2 separate regions of the Homo sapiens genome follow, and region 2 is linked to region 1. Evidence: read pairs that join two places in POLR2A ChIA-PET (ENCODE). Cell type or tissue: MCF 10A. All regions are shown on one strand. Each heading gives the region's core, and the rest is flanking DNA. Links, peaks and the distances in the headings are about the cores only.

Evidence for each region. ChIA-PET counts read pairs that join two places held together with the same protein. Peaks named below come from ENCODE experiments on the same cell type or tissue, not always from the same donor. Only the 100,000 strongest peaks of a DNase experiment are listed, where the experiment ranks them.
Region 2: POLR2A ChIA-PET joins it to region 1 with 5 read pairs; 4 of 35 experiments call an interaction of 5 or more read pairs at or near these places.

The regions. Positions count from the first base shown.
Region 1 is chr19:45,526,750-45,531,128 of GRCh38, forward strand. VASP (vasodilator stimulated phosphoprotein) reads left to right here. Exons shown (of 13, transcript NM_003370.4): 13 at 1-234. It also overlaps a transcript of OPA3 not described here. Among named protein-coding and RNA genes, the nearest start is that of VASP, 21 kb to the left of the region's middle. In MCF 10A, for the core only: no CTCF peak of the experiment used is centred there; a DNase peak (open chromatin) is centred at 1,692.
Region 2 is chr19:45,613,615-45,617,993 of GRCh38, forward strand. It overlaps EML2 (EMAP like 2), which reads right to left. Exons shown (of 19, transcript NM_012155.4): 13 at 4,016-4,083; 14 at 3,151-3,239; 15 at 2,847-2,944; 16 at 2,188-2,275; 17 at 991-1,086; 18 at 1-57. Among named protein-coding and RNA genes, the nearest start is that of GPR4, 14 kb to the left of the region's middle. RefSeq lists a silencer at 2,432-2,681 and enhancers at 2,495-3,333, 3,334-4,171. In MCF 10A, for the core only: no CTCF peak of the experiment used is centred there; DNase peaks (open chromatin) are centred at 827 and 2,577.

The DNA.
Region 1 (4,379 bases), core at 116-4,115:
CCCTCTGGCTCCTTCCCCTTTTCTATGAGGAAATAAGATGCTGTAACTTTTTGGAACCTCAGTTTTTTGATTTTTTATTTGGGTAGGTTTTGGGGTCCAGGCCATTTTTTTTACCCCTTGGAGGAAATAAGATGAGGGAGAAAGGAGAAGGGGAGGAAACTTCTCCCCTCCCACCTTCACCTTTAGCTTCTTGAAAATGGGCCCCTGCAGAATAAATCTGCCAGTTTTTATAAATGCTAAGATCTCTGGAGTGATTTGAAGGCCTGTTCTGATGGGGATGGAGGTGTGCTCGGCCCCCGGTGCCCCTCCAGGAAGATTTGGTCCTCTGCTGAGAACCCCTGCCTCCTCCCAGGAATCCACCTTCCCTTCATCTTCCTTCCCACCCTGCATATTGCGCCTGCTCACTCATCCTCAGGCCCGCAGCCAGGATGATCTCTGCCCCCTCCAGCCTCCCTCCCCATGCCCCTTAGGAGGCCACTTCCTCCCCATCCCACCCTGCCCTTCACCACCCTAGGGGAGGCCAGAAGCAGCCTCACTTTGTGTAGCCTTGGGCAAGTCCATTTGCTTACCTCAGGCCTCAGTTTCTGATTTGGGAAAGGGCTCATAAGATGATTCTCTGCCCCCACTCTACCACTCTCCCAGCTTCTTTCCTCTTTTTTTTTTTTTTTTTTTTTAATGAGTTGGAGTCTTGCTCTTTCACCCAGTCTGGAGTGTAGTGGCAGGATCACAGCTCACTGCAGCCTTGAACTCCTGGGCTCAAGGGATCCTCCTGCCTCAGCCTCCCAAGTAGCTGGAACTACAGGCGTTTGGTATGACGCCTAGCTAATATTTTCATTTTTCGTAGAGATGCGGTCTTGCTGTGTTGCCTAGGTTGGTCTCTAACTCCTGGCCTCCAGCAGTCCTCCTGCTTTGGCCTCTTAAAGTGCTGGAATTACAGGCGTGAGCCACTGTGTCCGGCCTTCTTTCCTAATTTCAATGACATTTTGCAGACGCACATTATGGTTCTCAGACACGTTCTTAAGATCTTTACCCCAGAGCTCCTTTAATTAGAAAACGCTGACAGTCGATTTATAAAGTAGCATTCAGAGTCACAGAGCTCATCCACGCCCCCTTCAGTTGTCGGGTGGGTAGGTCATATGGCCTGGTGGAATACCCCGCTTGGACAGGGGGACCTCTGGGCTGAGGGACAGGTAGTCCCCCTGGAGGAGGCCTTTGCGTGAAGGAGGGCGGAGGAGGACCTGGACCAGTCCAAAGGCAGGAAGGAAGGGCGATCCCTGCGTACCGTGAGGGGCAGATTTGGAGGGAAGTTGGGCGAACTGACGATGACTTAGGTAGTAAAGGGACAGGCCGGTCCCTAGCAAAGGCAACTGAAGAGGACAGCGAGGGAGGACCGGATAAAAGGACAGTAGCAGTAGGTCCAGGACTGGGGACTGGTGACCAAGTGACTGAGCCTGAAAGCCAGAATGGACTAGCCCTGGTCAAGACCGGTTTTTCCTCCCAAAAGGCCACGTCCTGCTGGAACAGACCACAGAATGCCGGGCTGGGAGGCGTTTCCCTGGAAGACCCAGCATAGCCATGCCAGTGGGGTGCGCCATAGGTGGAAGAAGAGGGGGGTTATGTTGGATCGATCCACTCAGGGAGGGGAGGATGTCAATGACAGGTACTAAGATGGATTAAGGTCAGGAGCCGCAGGGTGGTGACTCATTGGAGCTAACGCAGTCCAGGATTCACCCCCACCTTTCCCCCTAAGACTGAGGTAGATGGAAGGGGGCGGGTCGGGAAGTCCGTAGGAACTTTGTGCATCTTTACAATGGTCTGTACCAATGAGGAGGAGGTAGGTGGTGTTCGGTGCAAAGGATGAGCGTCCTAGGGGAAGGGTCCACTCAGGTGAGTGAGGGTGCGGGTGACAGAATGAGAGGTGGCTAAATCCGGGTGCAGAATTTTGTTTTGCCAAAAGAGGTGGACGTCCTGCTGGCCTACCTAGCGGTAGGGAGGTGGGGTCTGATAAAAGACGCTGTCTTTCCAAAGTGCTCAACAAATGCGCTGGCAGGGGCGGGGTGGGATAGGGCGGGGTCCTTCTTGGAACGTTCCACCTGCAGGAGGCGGAGAGTCCCAGTGGAAGGTACCACTGGGCAGGTTAGTAGGGAGGTTCGATCAGCTCCAGCCCAGGATCTCTCCGGCGCCCCCGAAGGACTGGGTGGTGTCAGCTGGGCCGGTCCAGGATGGGACAGTGCGGAGAATAGGCCAAGACAGAGACTTCGCAGTCCAGACAGCAGTCACCTCCAAGACCAGGGCCCCGAGACCTCCTATTTCTCGGACGCCGGCGCAACTGGGGGTGCAGGCGGCGGGTCTCGGAGGCAGAGGTGGGCTCGCACCTCCTGCAGCTGAGCGCGCAGCTCCTCCAGGGCGAGCTGCGTCGACGTCGCCTGCACCTGCGCCTGCAACTCCTCGAGCGCCAGCCCCAAGTGGCCCACCTCGCCCCGCAGCGCCTCCCTGGCAACACGTCGCTCCTTTTCCTTGCGGCGCTGCTGCAACTGGTGGCGCCAATACTCCAGCATCAGGCAGCTGCAGGCGGTGATGAAGATGATGCCCTCGCCCAGCAGCTCCGCGCCCAGCTCGGCGGCTGCACCCTCGTTCAGCGGCTTGATGGCAGCGGCATTGAAACCCATGATGCGCATTTTGGTCCGCATCTCCAGCCAGTGGTACACTGCAGGAAAAGACAGGAGTCAGGGGTCTTTTGCAGGGCAGCCTCCTATAAGCCCCGACCCTCTGTGCTTCGATGTCCCCGTTGTAGCAATGGGGATGTGGTCACCACAATCGGACGCGTGCTGGCGGGGACGCCTTAACGAAGACAAGTGCAGGCCTCACACCCAGAATCCTCTAGGGAAAACTTCCTTAACTAATGACTTACTCATGTGAAGGTGGAGTGTCAGCTTTTGCATCGTTATAAACACAGAAGATGCTGATGCTCTTTTTTTTTCTTTAATTTTTCTTTTTTTGAGCCAGGGTTTCGCTCTATCGTCCAGGCTGGAGTGCAGTGCCGAAATCACAGCTTACTGCAGCCTCGAACTCCTGGGCTCAAGCGATCCTCCTCCCGCCTCAGCCTCCAGAGTAGCTGGGACAACGTGTGCGCGCCATCATGCCTGGCTAATTTTTTAATTTTTTGTAGAAATGGGGGCTCCTTGCGTTGCCCAGGCTGGTCTCGAACTCCTGGGCTCAAGCGACCCTCCTGCCAAAGCCTCCCAAAGTGCTGGGACTGCAGGTGTGAGCCACGGAGCGCGGCCCTGAGGCTAACTCTTAATTCCATCAATAATTCATACTTCGCTGGGCGCGGTGGCTCATGCCTGTAATCCCAGCACTTTGAGAGGCCGAGGTGGGTGGCTCAGTTGAGATCAGGAGTTTGAGACCAGCCTGGCCAAGACGGTGAAACCCCGTCTCTACTAAAAATACAAAAATTAGCCGGGCGTGATAGCGCGTGCCTCTAATACCAGCTACTCTGGAAGTTGAAGCAGGAGAATCGCTTGAAACAGGGAGGCAGAGGCTGCAGTGAGCCGAGATCATGCCACTGTACTCCAGCCTGGGAGACAGAGCGAGACTCCATCTCAAAAAAAAAATAAAATTGTAACTTGATTTTTCACTGCACTCCCCCTCAACCCCATGAACTATATGGAATTCATCACATATTCTATCTCCTTCCCTCTCCCCTCCCAATTTTTACAAGTGGTTTTTATTTTTTTACTGTTTATTTTTATTTATGTATGTATGGTTTTTTTTTATTGAGACGGGGTCTTGCTCTGTTGCCCAGGCTGTAGTGCAGTGACACTATCTCAGCTCACTGCAACCTCCACCTCCCAGGTTCAAGTGATTTCCAACTAATTTTTGTATTTTTACTAGAGACGGGTTTTCACCATCTTGGCCAGGCTGGTCTCAAACTCCTGACCTCAAGTGATCCGCCTGCTTCAGCCTCCCAAAGTGCTAGGATTACAAGCATGAGCCACCATGCCCAGCCTTTATTTATTTATTTATTTTCGAGACAGAGTCTCGGTCTGTCCCCCAGGCTGGAGTGCAGTGGTGTGATCTTGGCTCGCTGCAGCCTCTGCCTCCCAGATTCAAGCCATTCTGGTGGCTTAGCCTCCCAAGTAGCTTGGTTCAATGGCGTGTGCCACCATGTCACCTACTTTTTTTTTTTTTTTTTTTTTTTTTTTTTTTTTTTGCATTTTAGTAGAGACAGGGTTTCACTACGTTGGTCAGGCTGGTCTCGAACTCCTGGCCTCAAGTGATCCACCCGCCTCAGCCTCCCAAAGTGCTGGGATTACAGGCATGAGCTACCACACCCAGCCTATTTTTTTTTACTGTTTATTGGTAACCTATGTAATTGC
Region 2 (4,379 bases), core at 137-4,136, 87 kb after region 1:
CATGAGAGCGGGCCACAGCGTTGATATCAGTGCCGTCCGCCCCCTCAGACCAGATCCCTGTGGGCAAGATGAAGGGAAGTGGTAAGATGTCAGCTGGAGCCAGGGACCGCCAAGAGGAGCAGATTGCCACTCCAGCCACCTTAATTTGTTCCGACCTAGCCTGTATCTATCCGAGGATATGAGTCAGAATTACCTTAAAATGTGAATCCGAGCCTGCCCCTGCTCTGCTTAAAACCCTTCCATGGCTCCCTGGTGATCTTAGAAGAAAGCCTGTGGTTCTAAGGCTCAGCAGGCCCCATGCACTGCTCCAGCCTCATCCCTCATCAGTGCTCCTGTTAAACTCTGTAATGATTTGGCCACCCTGCCTCCCTGCATTTCTCCAAATGCCAAGTTCTGTGTCACGCGTGGGCTTTTGTATGTACTATTCCCTTTGCCAAGAGACTGCTTTCCTTCTTCACTGCCCTGGAAAGTAACTCCTCATCCTCCAGGTCCTAGCTCAGATGTCTCTTCCTCCAGGAAGCCCTCCCTGATTCCCTCCAAGAGTAGGCCAGATGCCCCACCCTGGGTTTCCCTGTCTCAGACCTGCTCACTCTGGGTCATCACTGTCTGGGGACAAGTCTGCCTCCCCCACTGGACTGAGAGCCACAGGAGAGCAGGGCCGTCAGTCATGGTCACTGCCAAGCCCACGGCAGGCACAGAACTGCTCAGGGAATATGTGTTTGCTTCATTCGTGCCTGAATGAATGGGTGGCTAGGGCACCGGCAGTGTGGATCTCTCCTGGCCAGTTACCACGCCCATTTGGTTTCATTTTATTACAGCTCTAATGAGTCATCTCACCCTACCCTTTCCTCTTACACAAATACAGCCCACATGCAGTAAAGCAGTGAGCTTCCCACACTGGAGGTAAGCAGTAAGACTCTGGAAACCACCAGCGGGGATGTCTCTCAGAACTACTGTCCTCAGTGAGACCTCTCTCATTCCAGAACTCACCAAACACCCCAAACCCTAGGACACAAGTAGCTGTGGCCCATTCCATGTTCCTCACAGCATCCGCACTGGTGATCTGCTTACAGGTAGCCGGGTCCCCTGGGGCAGAAAATGGGAGGAGACATTCAGAGTTGGAAGAACTACCCAGTAAACCCATCCCTTTCTTAGACAATCGGAGCTGAGGTCCAAGACAGAGGAGGCTAAGGTCCCAGGGCTCATTCTACCTGTCAGGACTGGCTGAGAAGGCATCACATGCTGGGGTCTTCACAGCCCGCAGCGTAAGCAGGAGCATCTACTTTTAAACCCGCATCTGGCCGGGCATGGTGGCTCACGTCTGTAATCCCAGGAGGCAGCATGAGCCACAGCATCTGGCTGGATCACCTGAGGTCAGGAGTTCGAGACCAGCCTGGCCAAGATGGTGAAACCCCATCTCTACTAAAAATACAAAAATTAGACCAGGTGTGGTGGCTCATGCCTGTAATCCCAGCATTTTGGGAAGCCAAGGCAGGCGGATCACCTGAGGTCAGGAGTTTAAGACCAACCTGGTCAACATGGCGAAACCCTGTCTCTACTAACAATATTTTAAAAATTAGCTGGGCGTGGTGGTGGACACCTGGAATCCCAGCTACTCAGGAGCCTGAGGCAAGAGAATCGCTTGAACCTGGGAGGCGGAGGCTGCAGTGAGCCGACATCGTGCCATTGCACTCCAGCCTAGGAGACAAGAGGGAAACTCCCATCTCAAAAAAAAAAAAATACAAATACAAATATTAGCCGGGCATGGTGGTGTGCTCCTGTAATCCCAGCTACTCAGGAGGCTGAGGCAGAAGAATCACTTGAACCTGGGAGGCGGAGCTTGCAGTGAGCCGAGATCGCGCCACTGCACTCCAGCCTGGGGGACAGAGCAAGACTCCGTCTCAAAATAATAATAATAATAATAATAATAATAATAATAATTAAAAATTTAAAAATGTAAAAAAAGAAACCTGCATCCTACCCATCCGACCGGAAAGGGGAGGAGTTGACTAAAAGTGGGGTATACCAGGGAGAAAATGAGAAGCCAGCGGTCCCTAAATTCCAAATCAGAACCAGCCTTGAATACCAAGGGAGCGAGGCTTGAAGCCCCTCCCTCCCCTCCCAGAACTCAGGGAAGTCTGCAAATGAGACGGAGGAAGTAATGTCTCTGGGTCCCGGAGAACTCACAGTACAGAATCTCATAGTCCCCGGAGTTGGTGACAAAGCAGCTGCTGTCCTGGGCCCAATCCAGGTGGGTGATAAAACTGGAATGGCCCTGCGGGGGAGGGAAGGGATGGTGTTAGAGCTGCAGAGGGCGGAACCAAGGAGAGGGGGACAGGATTAAATCAGGAAAGTGGAAGTCAAATACAGAGGTAGGGCGAGAACACAAGGGGACTAAAGGAAGGATACACAGGCCTTTGGAGTATGGGGGCAGGGCCAGAATACTGTGGGCGGGGCCAGACTGTGATGGGCAGGGCTAGACAAAAAGCACTTAGAACACAATGGGAGTTTAGAACAGGTGGGCAGGGCTAGACACGGAGGAGCTGGCTTTGAATGTTGAGGGGCGGGGCTACACAGAGGGGCGGTCTCGGAACGTGAGGGGCGGTCTCGGAACGTGAGGGGCGGGGCTACACAGATGGGCTTAGCACGTGGGGGCGGGGCTACACAAAGGGGCGGGCTTAGAACACACGAGGTGGTGAATGTGTGGACGTGGCCAAGACTCCTTGCTCTGATCAGGGCAGAATCAGTTGAGTGTTGAAGCTGCGCTCCCTTGAGGTAGAAAATTGGTTAATTTTGCACCCCCTGGGCGGGGTGGCGGCGCGGGCTGGGGGCCACTGCCCACTCACCGAGCACTTGCCCAGGCGGCTGACCTTGCGGCCGCCCTGGTCCACCGTGTACACGTACACCAAGTTGTCGTGGGAGCCCACGGCCAGGTACGCCCCGTCTGGGGGAGGGGGAGGGGGGCTATGAGGAGGCACCCAGGCTCCATCCCCTCCTCGCCCAGACTCAGCCCCCTCAACAGTCCCCAGCTCCATCCCCACTGCATCCCTCCTAGGCCTCGCTTCGCAGGCTCCACCCCTCCCCCTGCCAAGAGCTCTGAGCCTCTGTCCCCTGGCCCTGCCGCTTGGGTGTCCCAGGCCTGCCGCTTACCTGGGGAGAAGCTGACCACTGAGATCTGTTCATTGCCGTCTGTGTGGATAGCCACCAGGTCATGGGTCTCCGTGTCCAGCAGCAGCCATCTTGAAGGAGAGGGCGTGGTGGGGGGAGGAGGGGTGAGCTGATCTGACAGAGAGAGGCCGCAATCTGTGGGGTCTAAGGGAGGGATCAGAGGGACCCCAGAAGTGACCTGGGCTGGGCACGGTGGCTCAGGCCTATAATCCCAGCACGCTGGGAGGCCGAGGCGGGTGGATCACTTGAGGTCAAGAGTTCGAAATCAGCCTGGTCAACATAGCAAAACCCCGTCTCTACTAAAAATACAAAAATTAGCCAGGCGTGGTGGCACGTGCCTGTAATCCCAGCTACTTAGGAGGCTGAGGCACGAGAATTGCTTGAACCCGGGAGGCAGAGGTTGCAGTGAGCTGAGATCGCGCCACCGGACTCCAGTCTGGGCGACAGAGCAAGACTCTGTCCCCCCAAAAAACAAAACAAAACAAGGCCAGGTACAGTGGCGGTGGCTCACGCCTGTAATCCTAGCACTTTGAGAGGCTGAGGCAGGTGAATCACTTGAGGTCAGGAGTTCGAGACCAGCCTGGCCAACATGGTGAAACCCCGTCTCTACTAAAAATAAAAAAAAATTAGCCAGGCATAGTGGTGGGCGCCTGTAATCCCAGCTACTCGGGAGGCTGAGGCAGGCAAATCGCTTGAACCTGGGAGGCAGAGGCTGCAGTGAGCCAGAGGAATATTGAGGGATCAGGGCTCGGTAAATAGTGGGATTTGGGAAAGTAGGAAAGAGGGAAGAAGGGCCAGTTCCCCAGGGAGCAGAGAAGGCCTCCCGAAATGCTCTCCTCAGCTTTACCTGCCAGTCACTGTACCCACAGCCAGGACAGAGCCACTGGGGTGGAAGCCGGCTGAGCGGGCAGGGTCCTGAGAAGGGAGAGAGAAGAGGCAGGGCTCAGAGCTGGGGTCCCATGTCCATCTGGACATTCTCTTGCCTCAGGGCCAAGTCTAATCTTTGCATGAGGGCTCTCCCCTCCCTCTGCTGCCCTTTGGGACACCCCCACCCCAGACACCATGGCAGCCATTCCTCTTTACATTTCTGTAGCATGTTAACCTGAACAGAAACCATTCCTCCTGTCACTCCTGTCCCGGGATCCCTCCTTACTCCTCTTCTAAATTCCCACAGCTTTATTCATCCAAGACGACTTCTTTAGATAATTTCC